Regions from separate parts of the Mus musculus genome. Here region 1 is linked to region 2. The links are chromatin loops, found by intact Hi-C in ENCODE. Cell type or tissue: left cerebral cortex. All regions are shown on one strand.

Region 1 (5,000 bases), 370 kb before region 2:
CAACAGGCAGGTGGCTCTGTCCCCATGTCCTAAGAGTCTCTTCCTCTGTGTATGGAGAGGTCTGAAGAACCTCAGTCCCACTGCACCGAGGGCCTCGCTGTCCTGGCCTCATTGGACCTTAATTATACCTCGTCCTCAAATCCAGTCACCCTGAGGTTAGGAGATTCAACATAAGAGTGTGAGCCTGTCCAGCAGAGCTGATGAGAGGCTTGGACCACCAGCTGCCTGCAGGGACTCTGGGGAGGCCTTGTTGCCACAGGGAAGTCATCAGAAGACTGAACTCTGGCCCTCAGGCTCTGCAGTGAATTCCCAGCCACTTCGGTAGGGGCAGCAAAGATATCATAGTAAGTTTCCTACCCAAGATGGGAGGGTTGAGAAAGCAAATGCCTCATCAGTCGTAAAGAGCATCAGCTGTGACCCAGGTGCAGTGGCCACATCCCGAGAATTGTCCTTCTGAGACCCAAAGTGCCCGTGCATGAGTATATGATTGCTGAAAATTAAAAGAAAACTATGTCCACGGTGGTAGGAGGGACCTTGTTGGAAAGAGGGGGTGAGGAGAGGTGAGAGAGCGGAACGGGACTCCAAAGGACCAGATATATCCTATACATGAAACTGACGAAGGATAAAATCGATTTAATTGATTCTTCAAAAATAAATATATGTAAATGTTTTGTGATATGTACTCTGTAATGTTTATCTGTGGAGGAGGAAGTTAGAAATAGAATTGGACTTCCTGCTTGTAAAATGCACACATAAGTACCCAAAGAAACTCATCCCCTACTACAGAAATCCAGGTGGATCTTCCACAGCCAAGGCCTGCTCCTCTGCATCTTCACGCTTCCTCCAAAACCGAGCAATCACTAGTAACCATGTAGCACAGTCAATGCTAGGCTGTCTTAAAATCTGCCAATGACAGCAATCCAAAACTCTTCCATTTAGCCTTGGGCAGACTTTTTGGACAAAGACAGAAAGTAGCCACACTCTTTGCCAAAACACCACAGGAATGGTCTCAAGCTCCATTGCTACTATTGTTCCCCTCTGAAACCACTTGAACTGGGCCTCCACAGTCCAGGCGGCTCTCAGCACATCTATCTTCCAAGGTTCTACTAGTGTGGACCATTAAGCCTTATGTACAGCATTCAACGCCTTATGTTCCCAATCCAACATCCCAAAGTCCACATTCCTCCAACGAGCAGCATGGTCAGGCCTGTCACAGCAAAACCCAACCCCTGGTACCAACTTGTATCCTAGTAGCAGCTCTATGAGTGTGAATAGACACCATGACCAAGGAAACTTACAGAAGAAACAGTTTGTTGGGTTTCAGGTTAGTCCATGACCACCATGGCTGGGAGCTTGGCAGCATACAAGAGGCAAGGTGCTGATATTTTACCTTGTATCTGTCAGCTTGAGGTAGAAAGGGACAGACTGGGCCTGTTGCAGGCTTTTGAAACCTCTAAGCCCACCCCCCAGTGATGCCTATATATATATATACACACACACACACACACACACACACACACATATATATATATATATACCCAAAAAACATATGCATATACCACAAGCACAAAACCCTTTTTTTTTAATCTAAAATGATGATTATGTCTGAATACACATACAAAATGAAAGCCAAAACATACTCACTGAAGAAGAAATTAGACTGGTTCTTTACTTCCTATTTGAGATTAGGTGATACTGTCTCAGGAATGGTAAATGTGTTTGTGTTTTTCCACAATGCCAGAATTTACTGAATAAATGAGACTTTTAAAGTTGAATTGCGTTTCATCTGAGATCTTTGAGACAAACAAGTATGGGGGTGTTATGTGTGGGTTATTATGGGATGTGTTTGTGAGTCAAAGTTGGCAAGTTAGCTTTAGCCAGCAGCCTTAGAGTCACCACAGAGGGAGGAACCACAGCTGATGAACTGCCTCCATCAGTTTGGCCTGTGGCCAAGTCTGTGAAGCATTCTCTCAACTGCTAGCTGATGTAGGAAGGTCTAGCCCACTATGGGCAGTGCCATCCCTAGGCAAGTGGGCCTGGGCTGGACAAGAAGGTAGCCGAGCAGGCTGGAGAGATGGCTCAGCAGTTAAGAGCACTGACTGCTCTTCCAGAGGTCCTGAGGTCAATTCCCAGCAACCACATGGTGGCTCACAACCATCTGTAATGGGCATCCAATGCTGTCTTCTGCTGTGTCTGAAGACAGTGACAGTGTACCCACATATATGAAATAAATATGGCCAGAGCAAGCAAGGCCAGAGCAAGTGAGGCTGGGGGCAGGGGGGGAGATAGCTGAGCAAGCCAGGGGCTGTGAGGCAACAAGCAGCCTTCCTCCATGGCCTCTGCTTCAAACTCGTGCCTTGAGTTCCGACCTTGGTGTCCTGTGATGGACTGGAAGTGCAAGCCAAATAAATTATTTCCTCTTCCTGTTTGCTTTTGTGTTTATCACAGAGACAGAAACCAAACTATCACAGAAACGCACAAGATTCTGCAGTTTCAGTTATTTCAATGATAGCAAATTGCCAGATAACCACCTACCCCAGTAAGTTTGCTGAGGTGCATGCAGGTCCTATTATTATTCCTCATAGCATCAGTCAAAATAGCATGCGTAACTCATAAATTTATCTATAAGCACGTATGTGGTTTACAGAATGAGCACCAGTTAGAGAGGCTGTAGTGGGGTTTAAAACACTCTAGAAGTGGGCTGAGAATCTGTACTGGTAAGATGATCCAAACCAGTGCTGGGGGAGGGGAGGGAGCTGTGACAGGAGCTGCAGAGTCCAGCTGTGAGGGAAAAAGCCAAACGTGGGTCTGAAAAGAGAGAAGGACAGGTTCAGGTCCAGACAGGCCAATGGTGGACATCCAGGCAGTCAGGCATGCTACAGCTGAGGTCAGATCTGAGATGAAGCTCCCAGGAGAGTCAGGAGTTTCCTGTCTGTCTATCCCTGACGCATGCTGGGTGTCTTAGTTAGGGTCTTACTGCTGTGAACAGACACCATGAGACACCAAGGCAACTCTTATAAGGACAGCATTTAATTGGGGCTGGATTACAGGTTCAGAGGTCTAGTCCATTATCATCAAGGAAGGAACATGGCAGCATCCAGGCAGGGATAGTGCAGGAGCTGAGAGTTCTACATGTTCATCTGAGGGCTGCTAGCAGAATGCTGCCTTCCAGGCAGCTAGGATGAGGGTCTTAAAGCCCATGCCCACAGTGACACACCTACTCCAACAAGGCCACACCTCCTAATAGTGCCACTCCCTAAGCCAAGCATATCCAACCATGACACTGGGTGTGAGGTTGGTGAGGTTATGCCATCCTAGTGTTATATGTCCATCTTTGTATGGGGTCCAGTCAAGGGAGTTACACTCTTTTTCTTTCTATGGCATGTCTAATAAGTTCTTGGCTCTGATTTTCTAGATATGATTTTGATATACCCCACATGCCTCTACACTCTCAACTCACCCCAATACACCCTTTTCTATTGCCAGGAATAAATCATTTATCAGTCCATGATGTATGAGTGGTGTCTGCAGATAGTGCAGTTTATAGGTCCATCCAGGGACTGCAGTCATCATCCTCCCTCAAAGTGGAGTCTCCTAGGTCAAGGCACAGTCTAAAAATCACCATTTCATACAGTCTGGGCTCAGAGTAGGGGCCTGATCTCAGTAGGTCCCAATACTGAGACCTATTGAGGGTAGGGTAGGGTCAACATTAAAGACCTTGAAAGTAAAGGTTGGAGATGACCCTTCCCCGAACCTGGGTGTCTTAGTCAGGGTTTCTATTCCTGCACAGACACCATGACCAAGAAGCAATTGGGGAGGAAAGGGTTTATTCAGCTTACACTTCCACACTGCTGCTCATCACCAAGGAAGTCAGGACTGGAATTCAAGCAGGTCAGAAAGCAGGAGCTGATGCAGAAGCCATGAAGGGATGTTCTTTACTGGCTTGCTTCCCCTGGCTTGCTCAGCCTGCTCTCTTATAGAACCCAAGACTACCAGCCCAGAGATGGTACCACCCACAAGGGGCCCTCCCACCCTTCATCACTAATTGAGACAATGCCCCACAGCTGGATCTTATGGAGGCATTTCCCCAACTGAAACTCCTTTCTCTGTGATAACTCCAGCTGTGTCAAGTTGACACAAAACTAGCCAGTACACTGGGAGAACTGGGCTTTGAGGAATGCTGGAGGAGCATACAGCAGCGTCAAAGAGAACCATCAGGGCAAGCAGGTTGAGGTTTTTAGAGTGGGAGAAGAGACTGTGCTGGCTGACGAACCACAGAGTCCTGTGGAGAGACGTGGAATGAAGAGTTAGCTGAAGCATTCAGATATGTGTTATTTTATCTCCATGGAAAGTCTTCCATTTTGAGCTGTTTTGATATCAAGTCTCACTGTTATCAGTATAGATAAATGAACAATCTCACAGGTCACTACAAAGAGCTTGGACAGACATGTGGCTTATACCCAGCCTTCTCTCCACTGGAGAACATGCATCAAAATTCCTGAGTGTTCTCCAGACCTGGGCAACATCTGGAAGCCACATGACCACATAAGAAGCAGGGCGTTGGTCGATAATGTTGAAGCCCCACATTTGATGACATGGAGACATTCCACTTCGGAGCTTGGTCTCAGAGGAGAGTAAGCCCTGATGGTAATGGGAGTCCTCCATTTTGTACCAAGCTCAGAGGAGTTAACTGGACATGGTAGACTGAGACCTTAATTAGCAGGGTCTCCCCACAGGACAGCATGAGTCTTTTCTATTATAGAAGGTTTGAAAGACCCCGAAAGGAGTCCCTCGCTCAAGTCTCGGGACAATAGCAGACCCCCAAGAACTCACGAGAGACCAAGCTTGATGCAAACCACATGAGGCTTTATTTGGGTAAAGCCAGAGCTCTGGGGACGACTCATATCCCACACAGGGGTAGAGGAGTCGACCTCGAGGGGAAAGGGGTCCCAGTTTTTATAGGTCCTTAAGGGGGAAAAGAGAAGGGGGGAGTAGGGGAT
Region 2 (5,000 bases):
GGGGGAGGAGGAGGGAAGTGAGGAGGGGGGAGGAGGAGGAGGAAGAGGAGGGAGAGGAGGGAAGGGGAAGAGCCTGAGAAAGGCATGTGTAAGAGAGCATAAGGGAGTGGCAAGGAGAAGCAAAGACCTCCATGGCCCCAGACATATGAGAAACCCAGGGCTCCATCCATGTGTCTCTGCAGCCCCACAGCTCCACAGCTCCACGGCCCCACAGTCCCACAGGCCTACAGGTTCACAGTCCCACAACCCTGCAGTCTTGTAGCCCTACAGGCTCTCTGTAGCCCCACAGCCCTGCAGTCCTTCAGCCCCACAGGACCACAGCCCTCCATCCCTGTAGCCCCTCAGCCTCACAGGCCCACAGCCCCACAACTCCACAGCCCCACAGCCTCACAAACCAGCAGCCCCGCAGCCCCGCAGTCCCACAAGCTCACATCCTTACAGCTCCACTGCATGGACCTGAAGCCATATCTCAGTCACTGTTCTATTGCTGTGAAGAGACACCATGACCAAGGCAACTCTTACAAAATGAAGTATTTACTGAAACCTACAGTTTCAGAGGTTTTGTCCATTATCACAGCAGGAACATGGTGGCATGCAGACAGGTCCTGGAGCAGTAGCTGAGAACTTCCTCCTAATTGGTAGAGAGGGGCAGAAAGAATAGACCTGGGGTGGGCCTTATGAAAAGCCCACCCCTGGTTACATACTTCCTCCAATAAGGCTACACTTCATGATCCTTCTAATCCTATCAAAGAGCTACACTGCTAAGCATTTAAATATGAGCTTATGGGGCATTCTTATTCAAACCATGACAAGCTCCATAGCTCCACAGCCCCACAGCTATCATGGTCCTACGACCATCCAGGGGAACGGTTGGCACAGCTGGAGCGCATGGTCCGCCACTCCAGCTTCCCCTCATTCACTACTACTGCATCAGAGTCACCTGTGTGGTGGAGTGTTATCTTCCAAGAACAGTAACTACTGCTGTGAGCAAGGGGAGGGCTCCTCACGATGTCCCCTGAGAGTTTGTCACCGTACCCTGTTCTTCCCAGTCAACTGTGTCTAATTCTGCCCAAACTGCAAGTGACCTCGTGCTCTCAGAGGGTGGACTGTGGAAGGTGGAGGGAAGGACTTTATTTATACAGCTGTGGGGAACATCATGTTGGGGTAACATGTTCCGAAGTATGGTTGTTGGCATTTAGTCTAGACTCCACTCCACAGTTACCTGGCTACAGCCAGGTGTGCCTGACTCACTATAAAAGGGGCTGCTTGCCCCCTCCTCACTCTCTTTTTCTTGCTCTTACTCTGTCCCCTTGCTCCTGTTCCCTCTCTCTTCCCATCACCCCCCCCCCCCCATGTGCTCATGACTGGCCTCTTCTCCCCCACCTCCTCTGCCTTTCTTTGTCTCTACTACCATCTCAACCCTCCTCCCCATGCTCTGAATAAACTCTATTCTATACTACACCAGCTTGTGGCTGGTACCACAGGGGGACCCATGCTTCAGCGTGGGCCCACAGAGTCACCCCCTTCTCCTATACCATTCCTTGCCTCTACCAAACATGTCTCTGGTCTCTCATCTTTTTATAAAACACAACAGCGGCTGCTTTGGGGTTCCCTGTGTCCTATAAATAATCCCAAATCCATGATGTTTAAGTAAGTGCAATAAATTTTGGTGGGATGGCGCTTTTGTTGTAGAAATTGTTTAATTCCAACCCAGGGTTTGTATCCTGCCTTTGACCATTTAGTTCCCTGATAACACACACACACACACACACACACACACACACACACACACACACAACCTTTATATTTACAATAAATAGCACAAGAGCTGGGTGGATAACTACCCTCTATGTTATTAGAGCCTACTTTCTATCGCTCACCCTGAATTATTACTTACTATTTACTACGTTTCATCTGGGGTGCTCCTAACTCCAGTTGGCCAGCCCTCAGGGCCATGTTTTTATGGCTTACCTAACCCATGGCGGCTTCCTCCTCCCTTCACCTTCTTTCCCCCTTGTGATCCCCCTCTGATCCCAAGCCAGTGAAACCTAAACCCCACCTATGTGTCTTCTGCTGAGCTATTGGCTGTTGGCATCTTTATTTACTAATTAGAAATAACTTGGGCAAGGTCACTTAGCTTTTAAGGGCAGACTCTCTGTCTCTGGGGCAACCAGTCTTGGAGACCCAATATTAGCATTAGAATATAAGCAGGATCAGGCCAACCTAAGCTGGGCTTGTTGCTGCCTTGTTCGGGCATGGGGGGGAGCAGGTGTTTGTATCTCCCCAGAAAGAACTTCACACAACACCCCTAAATATGTTTCCTGAAGACTTCTTCCCAAACACTAGAATCCCGGTAAACGAAATACTATAACCTGCCTTCAAAACTCGTCTAAATGTTCTCCAAAGGCATGCCCACCCTCCCTAAGGCCTCCTGCTGTTCCCTCAGGTCCTCCCTTCTTGGTCCCTGCGCCAGTGTCTTTCAACACCGTGGAAATTCCTGTCTGTAGCTTCTTCTCATGCACGGGCCAGCTCAGCTGTCTTGAGTGTGTCTGTGCACTCAGGCTGGTTATCTTACAGCTCTGGTTAGTGAGGTCTGTCGCCACCTAGTGGCCGTCTAGGGTGAAAGGGGAACTCGATCCAGAAGAGAGGTGGGTAGTGGCATTTTCTTGCCTGCTGAAGAAGTAGCGTCACTCATAAAAGCACCAGGAGGCTCAGAAGATCCCCGACACAAGTGGGATTTGAAGCAGGATGTGGAAGAAGGCGAGATTCATATTTGCAGACTGACAAGCAATCAGCTGTGAAAATACCCACCAACCCATATGGACTCATGTTTTCCCCACGGTTTCTTTCCCTGCCCACAGGAAACTGCCCAACCCCTGTTGCACTTGCGTCTTGTGGCTGCTTGTCCTCTAGGCTGCCTGGCCAGGCCACTGCAGTTGGCCCAGAGATGGGGCTTCATACTTAGATGGGTGCATTAGAGTCCCCTTTATAGAGATCTAAACACAGGACCTGAAGAATGAAGCCAGGGAAGTGGAGAGATGGTATTCTGCACAGTCATGAAGACCCCAGTCTCACCATTCTTCCTTCTTCTCATTCCTTTTCCTTCTCCTGACCAGAGAGCCTGCATCCAGTCTCTTATTTACTAAAGCTACACCATCAAGGGTTTCACTATTGTTAATATTTTTTGAAATCCTTAAATTTATATAATATTTCTATAAATCCCAGGTCATTAGTTCCAATTCCTGCTTCCTTAAAACAGAAACTAAACACAGAGCAAAAGCATGTTTCTCTATGGTTTTTACACAGCCTGTTCTTCACAGGTAACTGGGCACAGCTCTTGCGGTTTCCTGGTACAGCAGACAGCAGTCTTTAACAGCAGTAACTGTTTTCATGTAAGAACAGAAAGGTGACAGACTACTAGGGTTTAAATAAGTTCTTACAAAGTTTTAAATTTTATGTAAGTAAAGCAGCAGGCTTTCTCTAATATCTCTCTAGGAACTGTCGTCTTCAATCCTTCAAGAAACTAGGAGGACAAAATACTCATGTTTTATACGCTTGTACATCATGTTTTAATTCTCTAACCTTTGTTTCCTATCCTGGCAATTCTGGGGTCTCATATACTCTTCTTCTAATGCTATTTGTTTCTACATCATATACAAACCTTCCTCCTGTAAAATAAACCCATCATCATTGCTCGTTTTCTATAGATCCCTTCTTTTCCTATCCATGCCTTTTCTTATTGAGACATTTTAACTCTCTGTCCTTGATGTCCCCAAGGTCACCCTGGCTAATTAATGCAGCAGTCATTGGACTGAAAGGCACATGTATCTCCTCACGATTCCAAGTTTTAAGGCCAAGTCTCACAACGAACTATTTCTGCAGCGAACTGTTTCTACAAAGGACCATGTAGGCTTCTATGGCCTCTGTGGTTATGTCGTTTAGATTCTTTCCCATGGCCTTAAAGGCCAAGCAGAAGGCCTGTTCCTCATCCTCCACAGCCTCATGTCCACCTCCATTCCTCATTCCTGAGAACTGGATCTGTTTATTATGGAGTGATTAGCTCTGAGTAATGGAGAAAGCATATTCCCCAGAAAGCAAGATTGAAAGTAATATAGAAAAGACAGTATATCAGTTTCAGGGCAACAACACACTTGGGGATCAATGGCCTGGCAATGCTCTAGGGGCGGGAACTGTGTCACCACACCTCCCAACACACACACACACACATACACACACATTTACACGCACATACACATATGCACACATTCACACACACACACTCACATACCACATACACACACCACAACACATACACACACTCACATACACACACACATGCACACACTCACATACCACACACACACACCACAACACATGCACACACTCACATACACACACACATACACACACTCACATACCACACACACACACACACCACACCACACACACACACACTCACATACACACATACATTCACACAATACACACACTCACACATTCACACTCACACACACATACACACATGCTCACACACCACACACACATACACACACATACCACACACACATACACACACATTTACACGCACATACACACATGTACACACTCACACACACATAACACACATACCACACACACACACACACACACACACACACACCACACACACTCACATACACATACATACACACATTCACACACACATACACACACTCACACACACATATACACATACACACTCACACACACACCACATATACACACACACTACACATACATACACACACTCACACACACACCACACAAAAATACACACACACATACACACACACATACACACAGAGTGAGAGAGAGAGACTGAGAGAGAGAGAACGCTACGCTGCTTCTGGCATGAACTGAAGTCCTCTTGAGCAATGAAGAAGATTCCAAATTGAGACTAATCCTGAGCCATAGGTGACATTCATGAATAAAACATTAGTACTGAAGGACCTATTGCCACC

The links. Hi-C counts contacts between places; a loop is a spot of excess contacts. Peaks named below come from ENCODE experiments on the same cell type or tissue, not always from the same donor. Only the 100,000 strongest peaks of a DNase experiment are listed, where the experiment ranks them.
Region 1: it touches region 2 in a loop (3.0-fold over the local background); 3 of 42 quality-filtered maps call a loop at or near these places.

The regions. Positions count from the first base shown.
Region 1 is chr16:95,969,122-95,974,121 of GRCm38, forward strand. No RefSeq gene overlaps it. Among named protein-coding and RNA genes, the nearest start is that of Psmg1, 19 kb to the right of the region's middle. In left cerebral cortex, no CTCF peak of the experiment used is centred here; a DNase peak (open chromatin) is centred at 1,959.
Region 2 is chr16:96,342,731-96,347,730 of GRCm38, forward strand. No RefSeq gene overlaps it. Among named protein-coding and RNA genes, the nearest start is that of Gm41510, 6.8 kb to the right of the region's middle. In left cerebral cortex, a CTCF peak has its summit at 2,610 (motif pointing left); a DNase peak (open chromatin) is centred at 2,596.